2 separate regions of the Homo sapiens genome follow, and region 2 is linked to region 1. Evidence: chromatin loops called from intact Hi-C (ENCODE). Cell type or tissue: tibial artery. All regions are shown on one strand.

Evidence for each region. Hi-C counts contacts between places; a loop is a spot of excess contacts. Peaks named below come from ENCODE experiments on the same cell type or tissue, not always from the same donor. Only the 100,000 strongest peaks of a DNase experiment are listed, where the experiment ranks them.
Region 2: a loop joins it to region 1, with 1.9 times the contacts of the local background. A loop is called at or near these places in 2 of 110 quality-filtered maps.

Annotation. Positions count from the first base shown.
Region 1 is chr9:89,712,060-89,717,059 of GRCh38, forward strand. All of the region lies in intron 5 of LINC03062 (long intergenic non-protein coding RNA 3062), which reads left to right. Among named protein-coding and RNA genes, the nearest start is that of LINC03062, 75 kb to the left of the region's middle. RefSeq lists an enhancer at 216-716. In tibial artery, no CTCF peak of the experiment used is centred here; no DNase peak of the experiment used is centred here.
Region 2 is chr9:89,832,032-89,837,031 of GRCh38, forward strand. No RefSeq gene overlaps it. Among named protein-coding and RNA genes, the nearest start is that of MIR4290, 190 kb to the right of the region's middle. In tibial artery, no CTCF peak of the experiment used is centred here; no DNase peak of the experiment used is centred here.

The DNA.
Region 1 (5,000 bases):
CATGCACCTACACACCCATTCACACACCCTCATACATACACACATTCAGCCACATCCACACATACCTATGTACATACCCACATATATACATGCATGCACATACACTACACATACACACACACATATATGCACACAATGCATATACACTCACACACATATGCACATACAAGCACACCACAGAATGCACATGTACACATGATATGCAAGTACACAGTACACATATATATGCACACACATGCACACCTACATATCTCTATACACACATACACATAGAGGCAGCCACTCAGAACACTGGCATGTGGGTTCAATTAATTCTGGCTCGTGGCAATGTTGTTTGTTTAAGGAAGCTTACGGTGAAAAACAGTGTCACAAAGTCCCTGGGCTCCCTCCTCCCTCCGCGGCCAGAGCTACTGTTGGAGCACACGTGGGGCAGAAGCACAGCTCCATGCCCATGCCTCACAGAAGGTGAGCAGGCAGCTCTTTGGAGAACTTGAGGGTTCTCTGGGTGGCCCTGGGCATTAGGTCCCCTCTGTCAGTCCTTGCCACATGGCCATCCCCTCTTTGCTGGTTGCTGGGGACTCACATTGAGCACTGAGAAAAGCCCCTTTGCTCCACCCCTGTCTAGGGAATGCAGGGACTTTACTCCTGCTGGGGCATTTCAGGAGCCTCATGCAGGGGCAGAAACTCTGGTGGCTGCTCCCACTGCCGGATCACAGTTGGTGCTGTAGTCCTCCAACCTGGCCTGGTCTAGAGCCTCATCTGGCTTTTTTGAAGTGCCATCTTCAGCTTGAAAACAGAGCCTGAGGCAAAGGCTCCTGTGATGACTGCAGGGAGTGGAAGCCCAGGAAAGCAGGGTGAGGGGCAGGGGCAGGGTGGGGTGTCCTAGGAGGACAAGCAGCCACATGGCCACAGGCACCTGTGCCTCTTGTGGGGCATTTCAGATAGGCCGAGAGAACAACTGGGCTTCAGAACAGCCCAGCAGTGGGGCAGGGGAGGGAGGGAATTCCCTACCAGGCATCTCTCACCTCATCAAGACCCCCATAGCATTAATTCTCCTACACTCACCCTGGGGAAGCCAGAGCCTGCTGGGTTCAATCTGGCTGAGGGGTCAGTGTGCAGGTGCGGTGGCCCCTCTCTGCTAGTGGACACATGAATGGGCTCTGAGATCCCTAGTGACAGTGACATTGCTCTCAGGGACCAGGGAGGCATGGCATAGGTATAGATCCAAGGTGTCATGGTAACAGAAGCCCTCACGGGAGCTATGGGGAGCTATGGGGAATCAGAAGCCATTGCCCTCACCTCCATTCACAAGCAGCAGTGTCCATAAGAACCATCTTGGTCCTAGTCTGGGAAGGTCAGGACCACCCCTTGAACCTCATTTCAAATAAGCATTTTCAGTGATGTGGATTCCTGGGGGTCACAGGTGAGACTGGTCCAAGGTCATTACTTGTACCCAGGTAATCCCCTATTCCCCTGGAAAGTGGGACGTTTTAGTCATCTATTTCTGCTTAACTAATTATACCCCAAAACACAATGGTTTGAAACAGTAGCACTTATTACCACCCAGTTTCTGCAAGTCAGGGATCTGGGCATATACAATGGTGCACAGGCTTACCTGGGTCCCCTGCTTCAGGGTCCCTTGTGGTGTTGACTGGGACTGTTGTAGTCTTTTTTTTTTTTTTTGAGATGGAGTTTTGCTCTTGTTGCCCAGGCTGGAGTGCAATGGCGCGATCTCGGCTCATTGCAACCTCTGCCTCCTGGGTTCAGGTGATTATCCTGCCTCAGCCTACTGAGTAGCTGGGATTACAGGCATGTGCCACCATGCCCAGTTAATTTTGCATTTTCAGTAGAGATGGGGTTTCTCCATGTTGGTCAGGCTGGTCTCAAACTCCCGACCTCAGGTGATCCGCTCGCCTTGGCCTCCCAAAGTGCTGGGATTACAGGTGCGAGCCACCGTGCCTGGCCTGTTGTAGTCATTTTAAAGCTTGAATGGAGGAAGCTCTGTATCTCCGTCAGTTCAGGCTGCCATAACAAAACATAGCACAGACTTGGTGGCTTAAAAAATAGACATTTATTTCTTACAGTTCTGGAGGCTGGAAGTCTAAGATTGTGGTGCTGGCAGATTCAGTGCGTGTTGAGGCCCCGCTTCCTGGTTCATAGATGGCCATGTTGTCTCTGTGTCCTCTCATGACAGAAGAAATGAGAAAGCTTTCTGAGGCCTCTTTCATAAAGACACTTAATCCCATTCATAAAGACTCCCCCCTTATGACCTAATCACTTCCCAAAGGCTCTACCTCCTAAAACGATCACGTTGGCATTAAGATTTCAGTGTGTGAATTTTGGGGAATGCAAGCATTCAGTCCATTGCATACTGCATCCTTACAAGCAGGTTCAGTTCCTCCCAGCCTGTTGGACCGAGGGCCTTGGCTCCTCATTGGCTGTTGGTTGGAGGCTGTCCTTGGCTTCTTGCCCTTTGGATTTCTTCAGCATGACAGTTTGCTTCAACAAAGTGAGCATGTGAAGGAGAGCAAGCTCAAGCATGAGGAAAGTCACAGTGTTTCATAGCGCTGTCTTGAAAGTGGCCTCCCATCACCTTTGCTGTGTTTTGTTCATTAGAAGCTACCCACCAGGTTCAGCTTCCTACCTCCGCAAAGAGAAAGGGTCATTAGAGTGTAAACTCTAAGAGGTGGAGACCCCTGGGAACCATTTCGGGAGCTGCCTAACTTAGGCTGTTCCTGGCTCTTAATAATTTATGTCCTACAAGGTCCCCCCAAATCTCATTACATTACAGCACCAGCTCAAAGTCAAAAATCTCATCATTTAAATCAAGTCCAGGGGATGAGTGAGGCTCCTTAGATGAGGTTGCCTAAGTACAGATCCTCAAGTACAGCACTTTTCAGTCTTATACTCATGAACTCAAGACAAAAGTTATCTTCCCCTCACTCACTCTACATGCAATGGAGGGACAGGCATGGGATAAACAGTATAATCTTTTCTGTTCATAAAAGGGGAAATGGGAGGCACACAGTAGGCACTGATCCATAGCAATTCTGAAGTACAGCTGGGAAAACATTGGAATTTTTTTGGTTAGGTCTCAAGGCCTGGGAATCATTCTCTGTGGCTCTTGGCTCTACCCTCTGGGCTCCTACTTTTGTCCTTTTAGTATACTTACTTTTTTATGAAAGACAAAATGTGTTTGCCTCTGAGCAGTTCTCTCAGCCTCCTTCCTGCCGGTCAAACGTTGAGGTCCAATTGCCTCTTTTCATTTTGCCCTGGCTCTGTCCCTTTTAGTTCAAGCTGGAAGTGCTTTTGCTGATGTAGTTTTTTTCAGACAATTTGTGGGTTTTCTATGAATCTCACTGGAACCCACTTCATTAGATAAATTAAACTGTGGCTTCAAAGCCACAGTTACCTATCTCTTTGAGATGTGTTCCTCTCTAATTTGGACTTCCGCTGAGAAAGGTTAGGGACGACACCCTTATGCTTTTTACAGACCCCATGACTCAATAGAGAGGAATTGTGGGTACACAATTTTTTAAAAGGGCCCTTCAGGTGTCTCAATTGTACTCTGATATTATGACTGTTCTGAGATTTTAACAAAAGATTGCACAATCACATATTGCCTTTATTTCTAGAAAATTTTGAATGTTGCTTAGATATTCTTAATTTTAGCATCTTTTGCTATTTGCAAAGGATGAGAATTTTCTGTGTCATCAAGTCTTTCTAACAGTTCTTTCTTCAGTTTCACTTTCCCCTCTCACATTTTATTATAAGCAGCAAGAAGAACCAGGTAATGCCTTCAACATTTTCCTTGAAGTTCTTATCTAGACTACACAGTTTGCTAGGTCCAAGTTCTGCACTCCGCATAACTGCAAGCAGCAGTGTAGCTAAACCTTTTGCCACTATGTGATGAGAATCCCCTTCCTCCAATTTTCTATAACATGTCCCTCACTTCCTCTTGAACCTTCACTGGCAGTGTTCCCAAAGCTGAGATTTCTGCTAACAATATGTCCAAAGCAGTTTAGGCTTTCTGTATCACACACCTGAAAATCCATTCACTTTCATCCACTGTCCAGTTTTGCAGCCACTTCTGCATTTTCAGGCCTTTTTTTTTTTTTTTTTGAGACAGAGTCTCTCTCTGTTGCCTAGGCTGGAGTGCAATGGCACAAACTTGGCTCACTGCAACCTCCGCCTCCCCAGTTCAAGCGATTTTCCTGTCTCAGCCTCCTGAGTAGCTGGGATTACAGGCATGCACCACCACACCCAGCTAATTTTTGTATTTTTAGTAGGGATTGGGTTTCACCATGTTGGTCATGCTGGTCTTGAACTCCTGACCTTGTGATCTGCATGACTTGGCCTCCCGAAGTGCTGGGATTAAAGGTGTGAGCCACCATGCCCGGCCTCAGGCATTTTTTACCGCAACATTACATTGATACTAAAATCTGTCTTTATTATCTATTGCTATATAATGTATTAACCCAAAACACTGTATCTTAAAACAATCATATCTATTATCTCAATGTCTGTAGCTCAGGAATCTGAGCAAAACTTAACTGGATCCTCTGCTTCAGGGTCTGGAACAGGCTACAGCCAAGGTGTCAGTCACAGCTCTGTCATCTCAAGGCTCGACTAGGGAGGGATCTACTTCCAAACTCATGTGGCTTCTCGCTCATAGGCTGTTGAACAGAGGGTTTCAGTTCCTTGCCACATGGGACCCTCCAGCATGACAGCTTGCTTCATCAAAATGAGCAAGCTGAGAAGGCAAAAGACAGTGAAAGCAAGATTAAACTCAGTCTTTTACAAGGTGACCTTGGAAATGACATCCTGCCAGCTTCGTCATATTTTATTAATGTTTATTCATTTCATTTATTTGTCATTCACTAGGTCCAGCTTATGTGCACACACATACATGCCCACACACAAACACACATACATACACTCATACACTCACACATACACACATATACATACCTGCACACACATACACTCATATGCATTCA
Region 2 (5,000 bases), 120 kb after region 1:
CCTAATTAAACCAAAAAGCTTCTGCACAGCAAAAGAAATAATACTCAGAGTAAACAGATAGCCCACAGAATGGGAGGAAGTATTTGGAAACTACACATATGACAAAGAACTAGCATCCAGAATCTACAAGGAACTCAAGCAAATCAGCAAGAAAAAAATAAACAATTCCATCAAAAAGTGGGCAAAAGACATGAATGAACATTTCTCAAAAGAAGATATACAAATGGCCACCAAACTGGTAAAGAAAATGTTTAGTAATTGAAAACCCCAATGAGATAAATACCACCTTACTCCTGCAAGAATGGCCATTATTAAAACGTCAAAAAATAATAGATGTTGGCGAGGATGTGGGGAAAAGGGATAGCTTATACACTGCTGATGGGAATGTAAATTAGTACAACTTCTATGGGAAACAGTATGGAGATTCCTTAAAGAGCTAAAAGTAGATCTACCGTTCAATCCAGCAATCCCACTACTGGGTATCTACTGAAAGGAAAAGAAGTCATTATACGAAAAAGACATTTGCAGCACAATTCACAATCACAAAAGATGTGGAACCAACCTAAGTGCCCATTGACTAATGAGTGGATAAAAAAATGTGGCCTATATACACCATGGAACACTACTCAGCCATAAAAAGGAACAGAATAACTTCTTTTGCGGCAACTTGGATGGAGCTGGAGGCCATTGTTCCAAGTGAAGTAACACAGGAGGGGAAAATCAAAAACCATATGTTCTCACTTATAAGTGGGAGCTAAGCTATGAATACACAAAGACATACAGAGTAATATAATGGACTTTAGAAACTCAGAAGGGGAAGGGTGGGAGAAGGGGTAGGGATGAAAAAAATCTACATATTAGGTACAATGTACACTACTTGGGTGATGGGTACACTAAAATCTCAGAATTCACTACTGTATAATTCACCCATGTAAAGAAAAAAACACACTTGTACCCCCGAAAGCTTTTAAAATAAAAATTAAAAAAAAATCTAATGGCCAAACGCAAAATGTAGAATTTCTCCTATGTTTTCTTCCAGAAATTTTATGATCTTACATTTAGGTCTATAATCAATTTTGTGTTATTTTTGTGAAAGGTATGAGGTCTACGTTAGGCTCATCTTTTTGTGTTATCTTTCATTTATGAACATTCAATTCTTCCAGAATCATTTGTTAAACAGATTATTGTTTCTCCATTGAATCACCATTGCTTCTTTATCAAAGACCAGTTGACTCCATATATTTGTGTTGGTCTATTTCTGGCTGTCTTTTCTGTTCTGCTGACCTCATGTCTATTCTTTTGTCAGTACCACGCTGCCTTGATTGCTGTAGCTTTAGAATAGTAAGTCTCAAAATCAGTACTGTGGGGTCCTGTGACTTTGTTGTTGCTGTTCTCCTCCTACTTCCTCCTCCTCTTCCTCTTCCTCTGTCTCCACTTCTACTTCTGCTACTTTTCCTTCTTTTTCTCTTTTCTTCAGTATTGTGTTGGCTATTCTTGGTCTTTTGCCTTTCCATATGTGTTAGAAGCAGAAAATACAGTTTGCTCAGATTTTATTGGGACTTCATTGAATCTACAGATCAAAATGGAAAGAGCCGATAATCGATTCTTTCAGCCATGAGCTTTGATTTCCTTCCTAATAGTTTGTAGTTTTCTATATATAAATCCTGTACATTCAAAAATTAGATTTATACCTAAACATTTCAGAGTTTGGTACCATTATAAATGCTATTGTGTTTTTAATTTCAAATTCTCATTGTTCATTGCTATGTACAAGAAAGTGATTGACTTTTGTATGCTAACTGTGTATCCTGCAAATTTACTATGCTTGATTAATTCTAAGAGGTTTTGTTTGTTGTTCATTCTTTAGGCTTCTCTATATAGACAATCATGTCATCTGTGAACAAAGATAGTTTTATTTCTTCCTTCCCAATCTGCGTATCTTTTATTTCCTCTTCTTGTCCTATTGTACTAGTTAGGGTTTCCAATACAATGTTGAGTAAATGTGATGAGACAAGATATCTTTGTCTTCTCCGTAAACTTAGAGGGAAAGTATCAGTTTCCCAACATTAACTATGATGTTAGCTGTACAGATTTTTAAACTGTTCTTTAATCAAGTTCAGGAAGTTCTCCTCCATTCCTACTATACATGATTGAAATATTTTTTAAAAATCGTGTGTAAATGTTGTGTTTGTTAGCACTTTTTCTGAATCAATTAATATGATCATGTACTTTTTTTCTTTAGGCTGTTGATGTCACAGATTACATTAATTGATTTTCAAATATCAAACTGGTCTTTCTTGTGTTGCAAACCTCACTTGGTTGTGGTGTATACTGTTTAAATCTATTTTTAAGCGACTATTCATATAAGATCCTTACATTGGGAGATTTTGCCACATATTATAACTTTCTTTTAATCTGTAACTTCCCTCCTTACCTCTCTTTCTTGTTCTCTCAAATCATCTGCCTTACAGAATTCACAATAGTCTGGATTTTGCTAATTTCCTCCCCATATTTTTATTTAACTTGCTTTTCTATTCTCTGTATTTCCTATAAATTGGTAATTGGACTCAGAGGTTTATTCACACTTAGATTTCGCTAATTGATTGATCTGTTGAGTGCACAGATGATATTGTGAACTTCCATCAGGTAGCATGTGACGCCGATCATAATCCCTCTCTTTGTGGCGTAAGAAACCATTGATGCTCAGTGCCCTCACACATTAACTTATTTAAAGGGGCAAAATTAGGATGTTCTACTTCTAGTATTCCTTCATCATTTATAGGATGGAATTTCTATAAAGAAGAAACTTTCCCTCATTAGCTATTTGATACACAGTGGAAGAGTTTACATAGGAAAGGCAGTGTATGAATGGTTATAATTTTATTTTGCCTCAGTATCCATTTTAAATATAAGTTGGACTTTCTCATACCAAAACTGGGGCCCAGTCACCCTTGACACAACTTCCAGTTCTATACCCATTCCCCCTAGTTCCTCAATATGGCAGATCCATCCAGATATCTTCGTATACAACTGTTTCCTAGTGATCACTTCCCCCTGCTTGACTGGCGAGTGACCCTCACACCCTGTATGGACTGCAGATGGGCAGCAGTGACTACCTCTCAGCCACTGCGTGACCTCCTGAAACTCAATGTCTGCTTGCTTTAGACCCACCAAGTAAAACTCCCTGTAGGAATACTGTTTGAATAATGCCCTGGGCCTAGTAAAGGTGTTGGCTACGGGTCCCCTTCTCACTCTCTCTCTCTCTCTCTCTCCCTGTGATTCTTGACCTCCCTGTGTGTGTGGTGCCCAGGGGTGCCATGTACTCCCCAGGGTCTGTAACTTTTTACGTCTTTATTTCTATCTTGTGTCTCTACTGATCTTTGAAATATCAGTAGTGCTCTCCATCTTAAAGATCTTAAATTAAAATAGCAGGATAAATTTTTGATTCTTTACCAGTTTTCAAAATAATGAGTTAATTTCTGTAATGAATTTTTTTTTTTAAATTAGGCACCATTATATACTCAAGATTGAAAGAGCTTGTTTTTAATCCCTTTCCCTATTATCTTTGTTGTTGCTCTTATTGTCCTATCTATGGCCCTAATTCCTTTGACACGACCCTAATAGTTTTAGTAGCTTCCTTGTTTCAGAAAAGAAAAAAAGTATACCAAGTGCATCTGATAGTCTCGCTGCCCTCGGCCTGGAGTCAGCCCCTCCTTAAGGAGCTCTGATTCCCTTCAGTGGGAAATGTAGAGATTGTGATCTGCATGTGCAGCAGAGTTTCAGCAGGAAATGGATGTGGCATGTGGGAGACCAAGCCTGAGCTGTCCTGGAGGCCCCGGGTTGCGAAAATGTTCCCACAAAATGGCTTTGTTTGCCCTTTGCTGGGGGCCCTTTCACCCATTCAGGACAAGTTTTTGCATTCATTTCTTGGCTCAAGATTCCCTGAACCACATGAAAAGTGCAAATTGGAGTCCTTACATGCAGGTGGTACAGCTTGAGGTTCTGATTTCTCATGGGAATCCGTTTCCTTCCCATGAAGAGCCCCAGGCAGATGACATTATTTCTTGACACCTTCTTGGCCTGGCAGCTGGAATTTCTCTACTCTCCTTTTTTCTTTTTTCTTTTTGCAAGGCAGGATGGTCCTTCCATTCTCCCAGCTCAATGCTGAGTCTCGCTTCTCTGGGTAGGTCCACAATCCCGATTCTGACCCCAAGCGGCCAGCGCTGTTCACCCATGTCTAGGTGTTCTGGCGTAGAAGAGTACGCTTCTGCTTTCTTTGAGTCTCTGCTTCATTTCTGGCACCTAAGCCCTTCCTTTCTCTCTTCTGAGCTTGGCTATAGGTGGTTTTTTGTTTGTTTGTTTGCTTTTTGTTGTTGTTTTTTGTTTTCGTTTTTTTTGAGACGGAGTCTTGCTCTGTAACCCAGGCTGAAGTGCAGTGGCACAATCTCGGCTCACTGCAACCTCTGCCCTTTGGGTTCAAGCGATTCTCTTGCCTCAGCCTCCCGAGTAGCTGGGATTACAGGCATGCAACACCATGCCCGGCTAATTTTTGTATCTTTAGTAGAGATGGGGTTTCACCACGTTGGCCAGGCTGTTCTTGAACTCCTGACCTCAAATGATCCACCCACCTCAGCCTCCCAAAGTGCTGGGATTACAGGCATGAGCCACCGCGCTGAGCCACTAGAGGTTTTTAAAGTCGGTATTTTTAAGCTGTTTGCTCTTCTACCTTTTAATCAAATTGACAATCATCTATAAATATTCTGTAAGCTTTTTTCACCTCTAATGGGATGCTATCTGTCCATGATAGTGGGGAGTGTGGATCATGTCTTTCTCCTCAGCTGCTTCCTCACCATCTGATTCTCTCCATGCATGTAGGAGATGATGTTTGTGACATTTTACCAGATTAGGCGAGCGGGCCTGATCCTGCCTCTGGCGGGGTGGGTGGGTGCTGGCGTCCCCTCCTCGTGTCTATGGGCTTGTGCTAGGCTGTGCCACCTCCT